Regions from separate parts of the Homo sapiens genome. Here region 1 is linked to region 2. The links are chromatin loops, found by intact Hi-C in ENCODE. Cell type or tissue: endothelial cell of umbilical vein. All regions are shown on one strand.

What was found. Hi-C counts contacts between places; a loop is a spot of excess contacts. Peaks named below come from ENCODE experiments on the same cell type or tissue, not always from the same donor. Only the 100,000 strongest peaks of a DNase experiment are listed, where the experiment ranks them.
Region 1: it touches region 2 in a loop (16-fold over the local background); 2 of 110 quality-filtered maps call a loop at or near these places.

What each region holds. Positions count from the first base shown.
Region 1 is chr10:131,782,961-131,790,960 of GRCh38, reverse strand. It overlaps LINC01164 (long intergenic non-protein coding RNA 1164), which reads left to right and starts at 762. Exons shown (of 5, transcript NR_038365.1): 1 at 762-884; 2 at 1,095-1,304. In endothelial cell of umbilical vein, a CTCF peak has its summit at 3,743 (motif pointing right); no DNase peak of the experiment used is centred here.
Region 2 is chr10:131,871,677-131,879,676 of GRCh38, reverse strand. LOC105378565 (a long non-coding RNA gene) reads left to right here and starts at 4,350. Exons shown (of 2, transcript XR_946487.4): 1 at 4,350-4,934. It overlaps LOC105378566 (a long non-coding RNA gene), which reads right to left and starts at 4,226. Exons shown (of 3, transcript XR_946488.1): 1 at 4,022-4,226; 2 at 630-718; 3 at 1-92. In endothelial cell of umbilical vein, a CTCF peak has its summit at 4,595; a DNase peak (open chromatin) is centred at 4,596.

The DNA of each region.
Region 1 (8,000 bases), 89 kb after region 2:
GAGCATCTTGAATCTAAAAATCTGAAATCTGAAATGCTCCAAAATCTGAAACTTTCTGAGTGCTGACATGATGCTCAAAGGAAATGCTCACTGGAGCATTTTAGATTTTAGACTTTTGGATTCAAAATGCTCAACCATTAAGTGTAATGTAAATATTCCAAAATCCAAAACTCAAAACCTTTCTGGTCCCAACCATTTTGAATAAGAGATAACCTGTAGGATATTTTCATTTTCTTATTTTCTACTTCTATTTATTCTCCACATTATGTACCTGGCACATAGAAGATGTTTAATAACTAAGTATTGCTGAGTGAATAGTCAGGATAAGAACTCATTACTTTTTAGTCCATTTTTGGGAACTTAGGTTACAAAGTCTGCAGGGCCAGTGTTGTGGAAGTCACTGCTCTCTCCGACTCTTGGCAGGAAAAAGAGAAGTAGACTGCCTGTCTGCCAATGATGGCAGTCCCTGTGGGATACAAGGATGAGTGTGCCTGGTGCCCTCTCTACTGGAGCTCCAGTCCAGAGCTGGTGATGTGTCGGTGGACAAAGGACCGTGATAAAAGAAAGAATGGAGCAAGGACAGTCATCAAGTTCTCAGGGTGATTTGCTCACTGAACATCCCTGCTCCTCTGAAGCAGGCAAAGCAAGGGGACTTGCCTTGGCCAATGAAATTCAAGTACAAGTGTCATGTGGCAGTAGGGCCATGTGACTTGCCTTGGCCAATGAAATGTGAGCAGAAGTGTCATGGGGCTCTGCTGGGCAGAAGCTAAGAGCCAGCACTTGTTCACCATGTGCTCATTTCCTGTCTCTATGACAGGCTGCCGTGCTCCAGTTTGCGAATGCCCATCCACCTGTGAAGGGCTGAGCCAAGCCCTGGGCACGTGGTGAGTGACAGGCAGATCTTTGTGGAGGGAAGCCTCTGTGATTGCAGGACATTTGTTACTCGGTATAACCCAGCCTGTTCTAACTGACAGTGAACACAGCTCTGATTTACAGATAACACTGTGCTAACAAATCTATCATGTGCGTCTTACATCCTTGAATGTCATTGTAGGTTGGGGGTTGGGGTCTGAGTTCTGGTCCATTTTCCCCAGGCTTCATCTCCTGTGTCAATTCAGGCAAGAGGAAGAGAGAGGAGGAAGCTTCTAGATCCAAGCCAGAGGAGGTGGATGCAGCATCTGCCGCCCACAGCTTTGGGGCCTGGCCCAGCCTCCACCTGGCCGAGACACCCAACCCCGACCCCACCCACATGGGCGTGCAGAAGAGCCTGAGATGGTGCACACTGACCCATGGCAGAGTTACAGGTGACATTTCTTTTGTTTCTACATCCTAAATCTTTCTACAGTAGATGAACGTTTTGTAAGAGGACTTTTGCTGCCAGTTAGAAATGCATATTGCTGATGCACCCTCTGCAAGACCTTCTGAATCCAACGCCCTGGCGCAGTGGTCCTCAACCTTTTTGGCACCAGGGACACGTTTTGTGGAAGACAATTTCTCCACAGACTGGGGGTGGGGATGGTTTGGGGATGAAACTGTTCCATCTCAGATCATCAGGTATTAGATTCTCATAAGCAGTGGGCAACCGAGATCCCTCAAAAGCACGGTTCACAATAGGGATTGTGCTCCTATGAGAATCTAATGCCGCTGCTGATCTGACAGGAGGGTGAGCTTGGGTAGCAGTGCTCCTCAGCCTGCTGCTCACCTGCTGTGTGGCCTGGCTCCTAACAGGCCACAGACTGGTACTGGTTCATGGCTGGGAGTTGGGGACCCCTACCCTGCTGGATGGGGAGTCTCTAAGGTGTCATGGATGCCAGTGCAAAGCCTGTCTCCCCTGTGCCTCCCCTGTACCTCCCCCGCACCTCCCTGCACCTCTCTCTAGCCCTATTCCAGTGCCCTTCTTGGTGATGATGAGGCAGCTGAGGCCAGGGGCTTATTACTTCCCCAATTGCCACTGGCAATGGGGTTCCTCTGTGTGCTGGATTGGCGAGGGGACTAGCCCCCAAATTCTATCCTGAAGGTCTGCTATCTAGAGCTTTCAGGTGTGGTATCAGTGGTCTTAGATGGAGCTTCTCCAGCAGAGCTAGGGACAAAGGCTTGAGTTCAGGCTGTTTCTTTGGGCAGGGGTCTCAGGGCTCAGGCGAGCAGGAGTGAGTTGAGCGAGGGAGGGAAGGAGTGAATGGGAATACCAGATGGCTTATCCAATCGACAGCCGCTTGGAGTGGCTGATGCTGGGCTTTTTGAGACCTTCTGAGGCCCTTTATGAAATGCATCTCAGCACAGTCTCCTTGGGACAGTAAAGGAAAGAGAACTTATTATCTGCTTCTGTCCTGGCCGTGGAGGCCCTGTCTTTGGAGACTTGCATAACTGTGATTGCTGAGCAGCCTCCTGCAGGTGACCCCGGGGCCAAGGCAGGAAGTAAGAGGTGAGCAGATCTCCGAGCCCAGGTGGTGTCAGGTGACACCTATGCAAAGTGGATCAGAGCCTGGGAGGTACTGGGTGAAGTGCGAGGTGAGGCTGGGAGGGTTTTCATGTGGGGTATAAAAGGTATCCCATAGAATTACCTTACATAATGAGGTTTTGCACACGAGATGGGGCATACTCCTCCCTGTTCTGCACCCTGGATAATCCCTGGAGTGTGAGGGAAGGGAACATTTTATAGAATAGGACTGGTGGGAAGGTTCACTGTAGGGGACAATCAAGGAGAAAGAATAAAAGATTTTGCAAAACACCAAGCTGAAGTTTAGCTTCACTCTGTGGCTTTGGCGACCTGACCCCAGAGCACGTGCTGGTCCTGTGAACTTTGATGCTGCTGAGCTTTCCCCCATGCAGTTCCCTGCTTTGAATATGTGTCTTTCACATTGGGGTTGGGGTTACCCATCTCTTTCCTTAGCTGAAATGGCAACTTTTTCTCCCTGCCACCCCTCAAATCAGATAGAAGAAATTGCTTCTTCCTCTTGCTCCCGTAGTGCCTTTGGACGAACACTTGTCATATCAGATTATAATTCTTATATATGTGTATATATGTCTGCTCATTTTCCTTGCCAGGCTGTGGGTCTTTTGAAGGCAGAAATTGTGTCTTAATTTTCTGAGCATTCAGCACCCGGCCCAGTGACCAGTCCAGCCATGTGATAAATAACTATTGCATGGAATTAAATTATCTTGTACAATAATTATATATAAATATGTTTTATATGAATAAGTACAAAAATATATAAATGTTTATGTTTTATATACACATATATAAAACACGTATATCTCCTATATATTTACCTTTACATATCATAACAACAAAATGGAATCAGGGTGCACTTGGTTTGACTTCTTAGAAAACTCACAGTGGCTCATAGCTACCGGTTCCTTTTCACTGTGATTAGAGCCTTTTAATTTGCAACCATCTCAGTGAGATCGAATTCTAGGTATTTTCTTTAAAGCAAGCATCTTCACTCTGTACTGTGTTCTTTCAAAGTTGCATGTGTAACTTTGTGAATGTGCACGTGTGTTCATTTTCCCAGGGAGATCCTCCCACATTTTATCAGGGTTTCAAAAGCATCTATGACCAGTTAAGAAATGCTGCCTCAAGGCTTGTGCTCGGATTATACTTGTCACATGTAGGATTAACAATGAATAAGTTCACATATTTTACCATTTTCCCCTAAATAGATGAGAAAAATATGTTCATTGCTACCTTTACCAAAACACAGTTGTAGCGTGGACTTCACTTTTTGGAACATGACATGTGACACTGTGACCACCACCAGGTGGCAGCAGATTTTAATCACATACTTGGTTTTTGAAATGGTGAATAAATTAGAATTAAAAAAAAGAGTCAAGTCAATAAATTCGAATCTATATAATGCCGGCGATAGATGTCACTTCAGTCAAAACCCAGTGTGGTTTTTTTTGTTATTGCTGTTTCGTTTTGTTTTTGTTTTTTCCACTGCGTTGGCCAGAGCTTTCAGGTGGCACAGGAAAAGGCGAGCCCAGCTCCAAGGACTGTACGGTGTGCACTGACAACACTGTTACCTTAGTCTCCTTGGCCTGGGAACATAGGTTCCAGAGGTTTGCCTGTGCATAACCAAAGTTCCCAGCCGACAAGCACTTAAACTCAGAACTGCCGGGATCCTCAGAACAGAACAAGTCTCCATGCCTCTTCTTACAGCAGGTCATAACTCAGTGGAACCAGTTCCATTGTGATCAATGACCTAGGACATTCACACTGGTACAGATTTGTGTATTTTCTATTGAAAAAGATAATATTCTTTTGAAAAAAATTCAATGTTATCCTTAAAATGTTGACGCTTATGTCTTAAAGACATGACATTTACGGTGATGTTTCTTAGGCCCATTTTTCCTTGTCAGGTGCATGCACGTACCCATTAGTTCCTGCGCAGGATGATAAATGCAGTAAGAGCTTGATGAAGATTTTATGAATGAATCAGCGCAGAACCCTTCTCCTTGGCCAAGTGGATCTGATACACAACAAAGGACCTGACTTCTTCCATTGAGCACATCTGGGGGAATCAGTTTGTTGAAGCTTCAGTGGGGCTACAGATGCACATAATTCCTTCTTGAGAAAGCTCCTCTTGCTCAGGATTGATCTTAAAAAGCAAGAATTAGGGGAAAAGAGAAGGGAACTAACCTTGCTGAATTTTGGGAAATGGGGATAGCAATGTTAGAAGTGAAGGGTAGGCAAGGGCCTGTCAGCCACCCTGCAGGGGAGCTGGGCGGCCAGAGGAGCCCAGTCCACCCTGAGCAGAGCCGTGGGCTGGGAATGCGGCAGGTGATAGAGGGGAAGGGGCTCGTGGTGGCCTGACTCCTGCCTGGTGTGCAGAAGCAGGGAGCACAGCAGCTCTCCGTCCCCTAGGGCAGCTCCGCAAGGTCAACCGGATGAACTCTGATGCTCACCTTTCTCCTCATTTCTACAGTCGCTGCTTTTGTGTAACGTTGGCTCAGCAGCCCTGTAGGAGTTAGGGGGATTGGCTTTGGAGTAACGCCCGGGCTGGGAGCTGGTTCTGCCATTTATTCTCTGGGTAATGTCTGGCAAGTTGCTTCTCTGCATCTCATTTTTTCCTTCTGTTAAATGGGGATAGCAATGGTGTCTGCCTCATGGACGGTGGTGAGAATTAAACCAGGTAATTGACACAAAAGGCCCAGGGGCACGTCTGGTGCATAGTAGGTGGTCAATGAATAGTAAATAGGGTTTTGAAGTGGCTTATTTCGGTATTCTTTTGAGTAGTAGCCAGTGGAGGCCAGATGGCTTCTGAATTATCACAATTGATTTTCTATATGCTCTTGGGTATAAAGTTTCCACTGAATTCAGTGAGCTGCAAGGTGTCACCGAGAAGAAACAGGCCATGGTGGCATCAGTGGCCTTTTGGGGGATTGGGTCCAGCCCTGGGCCTGGAATATTCTGGGCTCTGGAGGAAGGAGTCAGGAGTGCCGTGGGGAGTGTCTCAGCAGGGCAATGGCAGGGGAAGGGGAAAGTCTATAGAACAGGACTGCTGGGCAGTTTCTGCTGCTGTAGGGGAGAACCAAGGAGAGAGAATAAGAGATTTTGCAAGACACCAAGCTGAAGTTGAGCTGCACTCTGTGGCTTTGGTGACCCCAACTCAGAGTGCTTGTTTTTCCCGGGAAGGTGTGGAGCAGGAAGCAAGGGGCCTCTCGGCTCGGGCCAGGGTGTCTGGTTCCAGGCCGGGGTCGGTATGCACGGAGGCGGTGAGTGTGGGCAAGCCACTCAACCTCGCTGGGTCACAGCTGCTGCATCTGTAAATGGCGGTCACAGCGATGACAACCTCTAGTTGTTGTGAGAAGACACCATTTATGACACTTAGAGCAACGTTGGGCCCAGAGTCAGCCCCGCAAAGGCAGGAGGAATCATCAGTCACATTGACACGGACGTGGAGGGATGGGCCCCTCCACTGCACGTAGGTGAGGGGAGGAGCCAGAGGTGATGACAGGGTGTCCACCTGCACAGGATGGGAGGCCCAGAGGAGAGACTGGCTTCGAGGCGGTGGGGGAGGGGAGCTCCTCTGGTCTGCTGGGGTTGAGATTGGGGACCTCTGGCTGACATGGCAGGATTGACTAGATGTGCTGTGGAAATGGGTCCCACTGAGGAAGTCTACAGTGGCCACATTGTGGCGAGGGCAAGGCTGGGGTCCCGTGGGCGGGGGCACTGTCCACTTCAGCAGTCAGAGACATGTGACCAGTTGCTTCACCAACAACCTCTGACTCTCAGTGGCTCCAGGCACAAGGTCTATTTTATTTCTGAAGATGTCAGGCAAGAGTGGGTGGTCAATACACCGAGATGGGTGCACATCATGGGATGGTGAATTTCATGCTTTAACTTGACTGGGCCGCGCACCCAGACATTTTTTGGGTGTGTCTGTGAGGATGTTTCTGGATGGGACCAGCATTGGAACCTGTAGACTGAGTAGGGCAGATGGTGCTCCCTGGTTAGGGCAGCCCCTGCAATCAGGCGAAGGCTTGAGTAGAACGAAAGGGTGGGTCTCCTGCTTTCCTCCTGTCTAATCGCCTTGAGAGGGGACATTGGTTTTCCCTGCTTTTGGACTAGAACTGAATCATGAACCTTTTTCTGGTTTTGAGCCTGCTGGATTTTGGACTGGAACTTACACTGTTTGGTCTCCTGGGTCTCCAGCTTGCAAATGGCAGAACTGGGACTTGTCAGCCTCCATAACTGTGTGAGCAACTCCTTACAATCAATCTCTCTCTCTCTCTCTCATCAGGAAGTGTGGGAATCCTCAGTCCTTTGTCATCTTGGGAGAAAGAATTTGGCCAAGAGACAGTTTATGGAGTTTATTCTCTTATCCAAGAAGATAATTTATGGAAGGAAAATTGGGAGCAGAGGGTTTATTTAAAGGGACAGTGCACTCTGAAAGATGAGACAGAGGGGGCAGCTGAAGGAGAATGAGCTACAGCCCCTGAGGGTTCTACGCTGGGTTTTTATGACTTTGTATTTTTTCCTGAAGTTCCCACCTCTGTCTTAAGGCTCTGCCTTTTTTGGGAGGGTCTAGTTTTGTCATTCCTGTCTTAAGTCCCCACCTTCTCCTCACCTAGTTCTCACCCTGGGCTTCTGGGACCCTCCTTTACTATCAGGCGGTACCCATGCCAGGCCAGTGTTGGATGCAAATTCTACCTAATGGCTGTGTTGCTCATTACCTCCACTCGGGAAGGTTGTATCATGGCCAGATCTGCACTTACTGCGACTGCTTGTCTCTGAGTTTCTCCTTTGTTTTCTTTCCTCTTTATCAGCACGCAGACAGCTCTGCTCTGACAGGTTGACTGTGGAGGGAGTGATGACTGGGTGTCTCTAAGGGGTGTTCCTTCCTGCATCAGTATATCCCCTCCTCTGCTCATTTCCAGCATGCATGTTTCTGGTGGTCCCTGGGGTGTGAGACTTTTCCAGACCTCCCTTTTCTCAGGGGCTCCCTCTCCTGCTCATGTCTAGCCATCTGCCCATTATTTTATTTTATTTAGTAGAGATGGAGTTTCACCATGTTGGCCAGGGTGGTCTCAAACTTCTGACCTCAAGTGATCTGCCTGTGTTGGCCTCCCAAAGTGCTGAGATTACAGGCATGAGCCACCCCACCTGGCCGCTATCTGCCTATTCTAACAGATCTGTCTCTACCTATTGATTATCTATTATCTATCTGTATTAGTTCGTTCTCATGCTGCTATAAATAACTGCCTGAGACTAGATAATTTATAAAGGAAAGAGGGTTGACTCACACTTCCACATTGCTGGGGAGGCCCCAGGAAACTTACAATCATGGTGGAAAGCAGAGGAGAAGCAGGCACCTCTTCACAGGGCGGCAGGAGAGAGAATAACAACTAGCAGGGGAAATGCCAGGTGCTTATAAAACCATCAGATCTTGTGAGACTCACTCACTATCATGAGAACAGCATTGGGGAAACTGCCCCCGAGATCCAATTCCCTTCACCTGGTCCCACCCTTAACACATGGGGATTATGGGGGTTACAAT
Region 2 (8,000 bases):
TGTGCTGTGGCCTCTGGAACTGAGCCCACGATGCCCTGAGGTTTGCCCGTGCCGCCTCATCCTCCAGGCGTCTCTCTGAGCTCCACCTTGCACTTGGAAGAAATGCAGCGAGAGATGAGCTGACACCCAAAAGGAATAAAAAACCACGGAAAATCTTTGCTGTAGCCTCTCGAGAAGTGTCTGAGAGGAATGGTGCTGCATGAACAATGGATCCTGCCACTCCCCAAAACGTCTGTCCACCAAGCAGGGCGCTCTCTTCTCGGACTTCATCCAAACCCAGCAGTCCCCAGCCTCTCCCTGTGGGTCTCGATGTGCTGTCTTCTCTTCGGCGAGAACTCTTTCTTTTTTTTTTTTGAGATGGAGTTTTACTCTTGTTGCCCAGGTTGGAGTGCAATGGCACCATCTTGGCTCACTGCAACCTCCACCTCCTGGGTTCAAGCGATTCTCCTGCCTCAGCCTCTCAAGTAGCTGGGATTACAGGCATGCACCACCATGCCCGGCTAATTCTGTATTTTTAGTAGAGATGGGGTTTCTCCATGTGGGTCAGGCTGGTCTTGAATTCCCGACCTCAGGTGATCAACCCGCCCCGGCCCCTCAAAGTGTTGGGATTACAGGTGTAAGCCACCTACCTCGCCCAGCCAAGAGAACCCTTTCTAATGCTGATGTGGTTGGTCAATCATGGCTTCCACAGGTCAGTCCCCGTTGTGATTCTCAGAACCTGTGAATGTGACTTTACTTGGAAAAGGGGTTTTGTAATGTGATTAAGAGTCTTGGGATGGTGAGATCATCCTGGATCATCCTGGTAGGCCCTAAATGTCACTACACGCATCCTAATTAGAGAGAGGCAGGGGGAGACTTAACACACGCAGGGGAGGAGGCAGCGTGAAGACGGTGGGGAGAGTGGAGTGATGTGGCCAAAAGCCAACCACTGCTGGTAGCCCCTGCAGCGGGAGGAGGAAAGAAAGCCTCCCGAGGGGGCACAGCCCTGCTGACACCTTGATTTTGGCCCTGTGAAACTGGTTTTGGACTTCTGGCCTCTAGAACTGTGAGAGAATACAGTTCTGTTGTCTTAAGCTGTAAAATTGATGGTAGCTTGTTACAGCAGCTGTGGGAAACTGAGACACCCTCCAACCTGGTTTTGCTGGACTTCTCTGCGTACTTTGGATACAAGCCCTTTATCAGATGTGTGTTTTGAAAATATTTTCTCCCAGTCTGTGGCTTGTTTTTTCATTTACTTGACAGCATCTTTTACAGAGCAGAGGTTTGAAATTTTAATGAAATCAAACCTCAATTTGGGGTTGTATCTGAAAACCAAACCCAAGGTCACATACATTTTCTGTATGGCATATTCTGGAACTGTTCATTTTGCATTCTACATTTTGGTCTGTAATCCACTTTGAGTAAATTTTGTGAAGGGTAGAGGATCTGTGTCTAGACTGATTTTTTTTTTTTTTTGCACGGGGTATGCAGTTATTCCAGCAGCGTTTGTTGAAAAGATCGTCTCTGCGCTATTGTATTTGCTGGTGTGCCTTTGTCAAAGGTCAGTTGATACTTATGTGGGTCGATTTCTGCACTCTCTGTTTTACTATGTTGACTTGTTTGCTTGTTCTTTAGCCAATACCACACTGTCTTGATTACTGTCACTTTATAATAAGACTCGGAGTTGGGTGGTGTCAGTCCTCTGACTCTTTTCTCCTTTAATATTGTGTAGGCTATTTTAGGTCTTTGCCTTTCTGAATAAACTTTAAAATCAGTTTGTCAGTATCCATGAAATAACTCACTGGGATTTTGATTGGGAGTGCATTGAATCTATAGAGGAAGTCAGGGAGAACTGACATCTTGACAATATCGAGTCTTCCTATCCATGAACACGGAGTGTCTCTCTATTTATTTAGCTCTTAGATTTTTTTCATTAGAGTTTTGTTGTTTTCTTCATATGGGTCTTATACATATTTTGTTGGATTTATACCTAAGTATTTCATTTTCTTGGAGCTTACATAAATGGTGTTGTGTTTTTAATCTCAAATTCCAATTGTCCAATGAATGCTATAGAGGAAAGAAATGGACTTTTGTATATTAACCCTGTGTCCTGGAGCCTTGCTATAATCACTTATTAATTCCAGGATTTTTTGGGGGGTGATTCTTTGAGATTTCCTACATAGAAAATCATGTCATCTGTGAACAGTTTTGTTTCTTCTTTCTCAATCTATACACGTGTTATTTCCTCTTCTTTTCTTACTGCACTAGCTATGACTTCCTATACGACGTTGAATAGGAGTGGCCAGAGGGGACATCCTTGCCTTCTTTCTGATCTTAGAAGAAAAGCATCTAGTTTTTCACCATCTAATGTTAACTGTAGCTTCTTTGTAGATGTTCCTTATCTACTTGGGGAAGGTCCATTATGTAAAAAGTTTATTAAGTTACTACAGCCGAGCGTGGTGGCTCATGCCTGTAATCCCAGCACTTTGGGAGGTGGAGGTGGGCAGATCACCTGACGTCAGGAGTTCAAAACCAGCCTGGCCAACATGGTGAAACCCCATCTCTACCAAAAATACAAAAATTGTCCAGGTATGGTGGCAGGCGCCTGTAATCTCAGCTACTCGGGAGGCTGAGACACAAGAATCGCTTGAACCCGGGAGCCAGAGGTTGCAGTGAGCCGAGATCGCATCACTGCACTCCAGCCTGGGCAAGACAGCAAGACTCTGTCTCAAAAAAAAAAAAAAAAAAAAGAAAGTTTACTAAGTTACTATAAGACGTTCTCTTCTTAAAAAACCTATTTAGAAAGTTAGTTTCCAGAATTAACAGTGGAAACGTGGCAGGGAGCATCTCTCTCCACATGGCTGCCTGTAGATTCCCCTTTCCTCTTTGCTCCAGGACAGACCCCTCCTCCCTCCGGGCAGACCCTCCAGCTCCCACCCACTTGGGCCTCTCCTGTGCGTCTCCCGCAGCACCTAGGCCTCTGCCCTCCCCTTGCCCGCTGGTCTCTTCACTGTCAGAGTCTCCCGTGCTCCAGCCTTTCCTTCGGTCTGGAAAATTGCCAGATCACTGAAGTGACACCTTTGGATTTAATCAGCCTTTCTTAAAGGAAAAGTTGTTTTTCTAAAGCAGATTGGAAGAATGAGGTTTTATATGCTGGGTGTTGTAATACCTGATGAGGCTTTGTTCAATACCCTATTAGCACCTTCACGGGGCAACTAGTGTGTTGGGCCAGGATTCAGGGTCACCGCCCCTCCCCTCCCAGGGAGTCCCGTGCCTACCGGAGGAGGGGGGGAGTCTCAGGAGACAAAGGAAGGTGGAACCTAGGCAGAGTCCCAGTGACACTCCTGGCCGGGGGTGCAGCGACCTGGTGGGACGTGGCCTCCTATTATCTATCCCCTCTTACAGATGAGCAAACTGAGGCATAGCAGGAGGAAGTAACTTCCCAAAGTCACATGGCTAATTTGTGGCAATCCAGGCCTGGAGCCTGAAACCCGAGTCCGAGCAGGAGAAGGTGCTTCTCTATCTTCCCCTCCGATCCTGGCCCCCAGGCGAGGGAGGGCGGGCCAGCTGGGTGGGGAATGGTTCGGGGCCTGCAGTGACCACTGGCAGGGAATTGGCCATCTGTCCCCTCCCTCTCTGGGCCTGAAGAGACAAGAAGTCTGCCTCGAAAGACAGGAAGAGCTAAGAAGAGAGAAGTGGGCAGCAGGGCCTGTGGAGGGGAAGCAGGGACTGTGGGGTCTCCTCCGGCCACCGGAAGGAGAGCCTGAGCTCGACCCCTGAGGCTGTGTCCAGGATGCCAGCCTCCCTGCAAGGGAGGGGAGGGAGAAGCCTGGGTCCAGGTGGAAGCCCCTTCAGGCCCTGCGTGGCTCCTGGGGACTGTGCCCTAATGCCTGCTCATGTCCACCCTCCCACACCTGGAGGATTGGGGCTGGGGCTCTAGGGGTCCTGCTGATGGCCTGGAATGGGGCCGCCTGCAGCCGCCCAATGGGAGACAAAGCCCTGCATGTGTCACGGGCCGGGGCCTGCCCCCAAAGACACAAACCGTGCAGAAACAGAGGGCAGCATCCCCCTTGAGGCAGAAGCAGCTGAAGGTGTTGGGGGGCAGTGGCCTGTGGCTCAGTTTTCCTTAAGATCCACCCAGGCCCCTCAGCGCCACTGCCGTGTCCTCTGGGGAGGGGCAGGCGGGGCCAAAACGCTCTTTGGTAGGTTATGTAGACAAGGTCTAAATAATTTAGACTCGGGACACATTCCAAAGGCAAACATCCTCCCTGGCTGGGAGATCCTGACACCTGCCTCTTCCAAGGGAAAGTTCCCATGGAAACAAACCGCCACTCCCACCCGCCCCAGCTGAGAGCCCTCCACCCTTAGACTCCATTCTGGAGGGCTGGAGCTTTGCGGGGCACCTTCACACTCGCCCAGCTGGTGCTTCCCTGGCTGGGGAGGGCGGGCAGGGCTCGGGGCTTGGCCGGCAGCCCCTGGGGAGGTGCATACTCGCCTCCTGGCTCCTTCCTGGCATGGTCCCGGCAGCGGGAGGCAGCTGCACCAGGCCGGAGGAGGGGCTCAGAAAGCAAACGCAAGCAACAGCAATGAGAGGGACTTGCCGCGGGGTGGTGCTCTCGGACCTCATTTGAAAGGATTGGGAGCCGGCTCTTTCAGGCAACTTCCCTTTTCGTTGGACTTCTGTTAAATTGTCTGCAAAACCCACAGGAGGACATCTGAAATGAGATACAGCATTGCTGAAATTTATCACAGCTTTCATGTTCTGTTTCCCAAGACTACTCTCCCCTCCTCCTCGAGCTCCTCCTCGTTCTCCTCCACCTTTGTCATCCGTCATCACCTTTTAACTTTCATTGTTTTAGAGAGGAGGAAACTGAGGCATTTTCCTGACAGTCTTTGAAAGAAAGAGAAAAATCAAACAAAGAGAATGCCCGTTTCATTCACCTCATAAGAAACAGGTAGGAAAAAAAAATGCTCATTTCTCCTGAGTTTGGACACAAAATCTTCCTCCTGGGTTGGCCACTAGGGAACAAAGTTCTGGTCTCTGAGAAATGCTATTAAAATATTCCGTGACTATTTCATTTTAAATGTTAATCTGGTTTCCACTCGAGTTGTGAAGAAGAAAGTGGGAGATTCTGTCGCGATTCAGTCTTCAAAAAGGTTTTGTGATGTTAGGTTTAGAGCTTTGCTTATTGATGTCACCAAATCCGGCCAGTAAAATTAAGAGAAAAGAAGTAGGTTTGCCAAATCACGGGTGCAATTGCAGATGTGTTGTTGGTTACACGGACACCTCCACCGTTTCCATGGGTCCCTCAACTTTGCATTTCTGGAGCAGGGCTGGGCATGTGTAGCATTGCTGAGCCTCCCAGGAAGAAGCCAGGAGGTGAGTGTGCACCTCCTCGGGGGCTGCCCTCCAAACCCTGGGCCCTCCCACCCCCAGCCAGGGAAGCATCGGCTGGGTGAGTGTGGAGATGCCTCTCTAAGCTCCAGCCCCCAGAATGGAGTCTAAGGGTGGAGGGGTCTCAGCTGGGGGGTAGGAGTTTGTTTCCGTGGAATCTTCCCCTCGGAAGAGCAGGTGTCAGGATGCAGGAATGAGGGTCTCCCAGATGGGCCACGGGGACCAGTTTCCTGGGAGAAGTTGCACGGGGTCCGGTTCCAGCGCCCTGAGGGAAACAAAGCCATTTTCTAGCACAGAGGAAAGAGACACTGAGGCATTTTCCTTCTGGGGTGGGCGTGGTTGGGCCACTCTGCTTTCTCCTGGTGGATTTGGTCAGAGCCTCTGAGGTCTCCCTGCATGGCACTGGGCCTGGCCTGAGCACCATGTCCTTGGCCTCAGCCTGTCCTTCCCGGCCTCCCAGGAATTCCCCCCAAGCTCCGAGGTAGACCAGATACACGTTTGTTGAATTAAAGAATTAACGTTGGCCGGGCACGGTGGCTCACGCCTGTAATCCCAGCACTTTGGGAGGCCGAGGCTGGTGGATGGCCTGAGCTCAGGAGTTCGTGAACAGCTAGGGTAACACGGTGAAACCCTGTCTCTACTAAAGTACAAAAAATTAGCTGGGCATGGCAGCATGTGTCTGTAGTCCCAGCTATTCAGGAGGCTGAGGCAGGAGAATCGCTTGAACCCAGGAGGCGGAGATGGCAGTGAGCTGAGATTGCGCCACTGCACTTCAGCCTGGGTGACAGAGCAAGACTCTGTCTTAAAAAAAAAAAAAGTAGAATTAATGTCTGCTCTGAATTCCAGAGCTCCAGGAAGCTCTGATTATAGAAACAGGCCTCCTTGTTTATGGGGGTCCCCTACTGAGGAGACTCAAAGCCTGCGGCATCCTCTGACTTTGAAGGGGCTCCTGTAGGGAGTGGTTGCAGGGTGCAGGTGCGGACATGCCAGGCTGTGCAGGGGAAAGTGGCCAGGTGCTGTCCAGAACTAGCTCCAGCGCCTCAGGCCTCCGCTCAGTGCTGCCACAACCCGGGAATGAGGGCGTCCCCACAGCGCCCAGGAGCAGAGTCCACCCCTTCCAAAGCCAGCGTCCAGGGTTGCTGCGTGACCCGCTTTCCCCCCATGCCGGTCACACTCGGTACCACTGTTGACTCAGGAAACAGCTCCCTAGCAGGGGTGGAACCTGGAGTTGGGCTCCCTAGCCACAGCCACTTGAGGTTGTTCTGTGAGGGAGCTGGCAAGCCTGGGCTGCCCTGCTCCTGCCTGCTCGGAGTGCAGCACGAGGACGAGCCGGGACCTCTCCCCCGTGTGGTTAGTAAGAGTGGATGTGCAGCTCCAGGGAGTGAGCAGCAGGCTCTTTGGTTTCATGGAATCACGGACCAGCGCTGCCTCACTGAGGTCCCCGGGAGGGCATGACAGCCTGGGAACCTCTGGAGGATGGGATCCAGTTAGAGATCTTTTCCTCGTGAGGCTCAGCATTCGGGCAGCTCCTCTGTTGGATTAGGAGGGCCCTGACTTAGATCCCAGGCAGGGCAGGACCCGGGGACATCACAGGGTGCTTGAGGGAAGGGAGAGCCTGGGGTCTGGCTGAGTAGGAGGCGGGTTCGGCAGGCATGGTGACGCCTGGGCCTGTGAGGCCGCCCTGATGCACGGAGTGTTTGGGGCGGTGGCTGTGGCCATAGCACGAAGGAAGGAAGCACTAAGCCCAGAGCCCAGGGATGGGCACCGCTGAGGACCTGCAGGGACCCCCGTCCTTGAGGGGACTTGTCTACAGCAGTGGCACCCGGTGGCAGCAAGAGTGACAGTGGTGGATTCAGAAACCCACGCGGGCTCCTGGCATTTTGAGGGTGGGGTGGAGGTGGCGAGAGGGACTTCCTGGGAAGACATTATCTGGGAAACAAAAGGGAAGGGACCAGAATTATGTCCCAGGACACAGCACGCTGCCCTGTGTTCTCCTGGAGGGCCAGGGTGGGCCTCCACCTCTCTGGGGGTGCTCGTTCACAGAGGATCCCCTATGTAAGCCTCGGGTGAGTTGAGTTGGGGTCTGGCCAGGGCTCCCACTGATTGCCATTGTCTCCGCCTTCAGGGACCACAGAGACCCCCGGGCCTGCTCCGGGTTTGCCATGGGCTCTGGCTGCTGGGAATGGGGCCTGTGTGCCTGTGTCCCCGGCTCGGACTAAAGGCTCCCGCGTTGAAGTCAGGGGTTAATACCCTGCTCTTGATTCCAGAGCTGGAAAGACTCCACGTTCTCCTCTCTCTCTTGTCCCCTAGCTCCCTGTCATGGTGAGACCCCACTGGTCTGAGACAGCAGGGATTTCTGATTCTTCTGGTTACAGGTTGACGAACTCAGTTCCGACCTCTAGTCCCCGGGAGGACTTTCCAGAACCCTCTGTGCCACCAAGTTTCTCCTCTGGGTGTCCAGCATCCTGCCCTGAGGGTTGGCTCACGGCCCACTCCTGCTCCCGGCTGTGAGCCCTGGAGCCCCGGCGTCTCCCCAGAGCTTGGTACACCCAGCTGGTCAGAAAACCTTTGCAGGACCCAAGGGCAGGCCCTGCATGGACCCTGGGCCCAGGCTCCCGATTTCCTC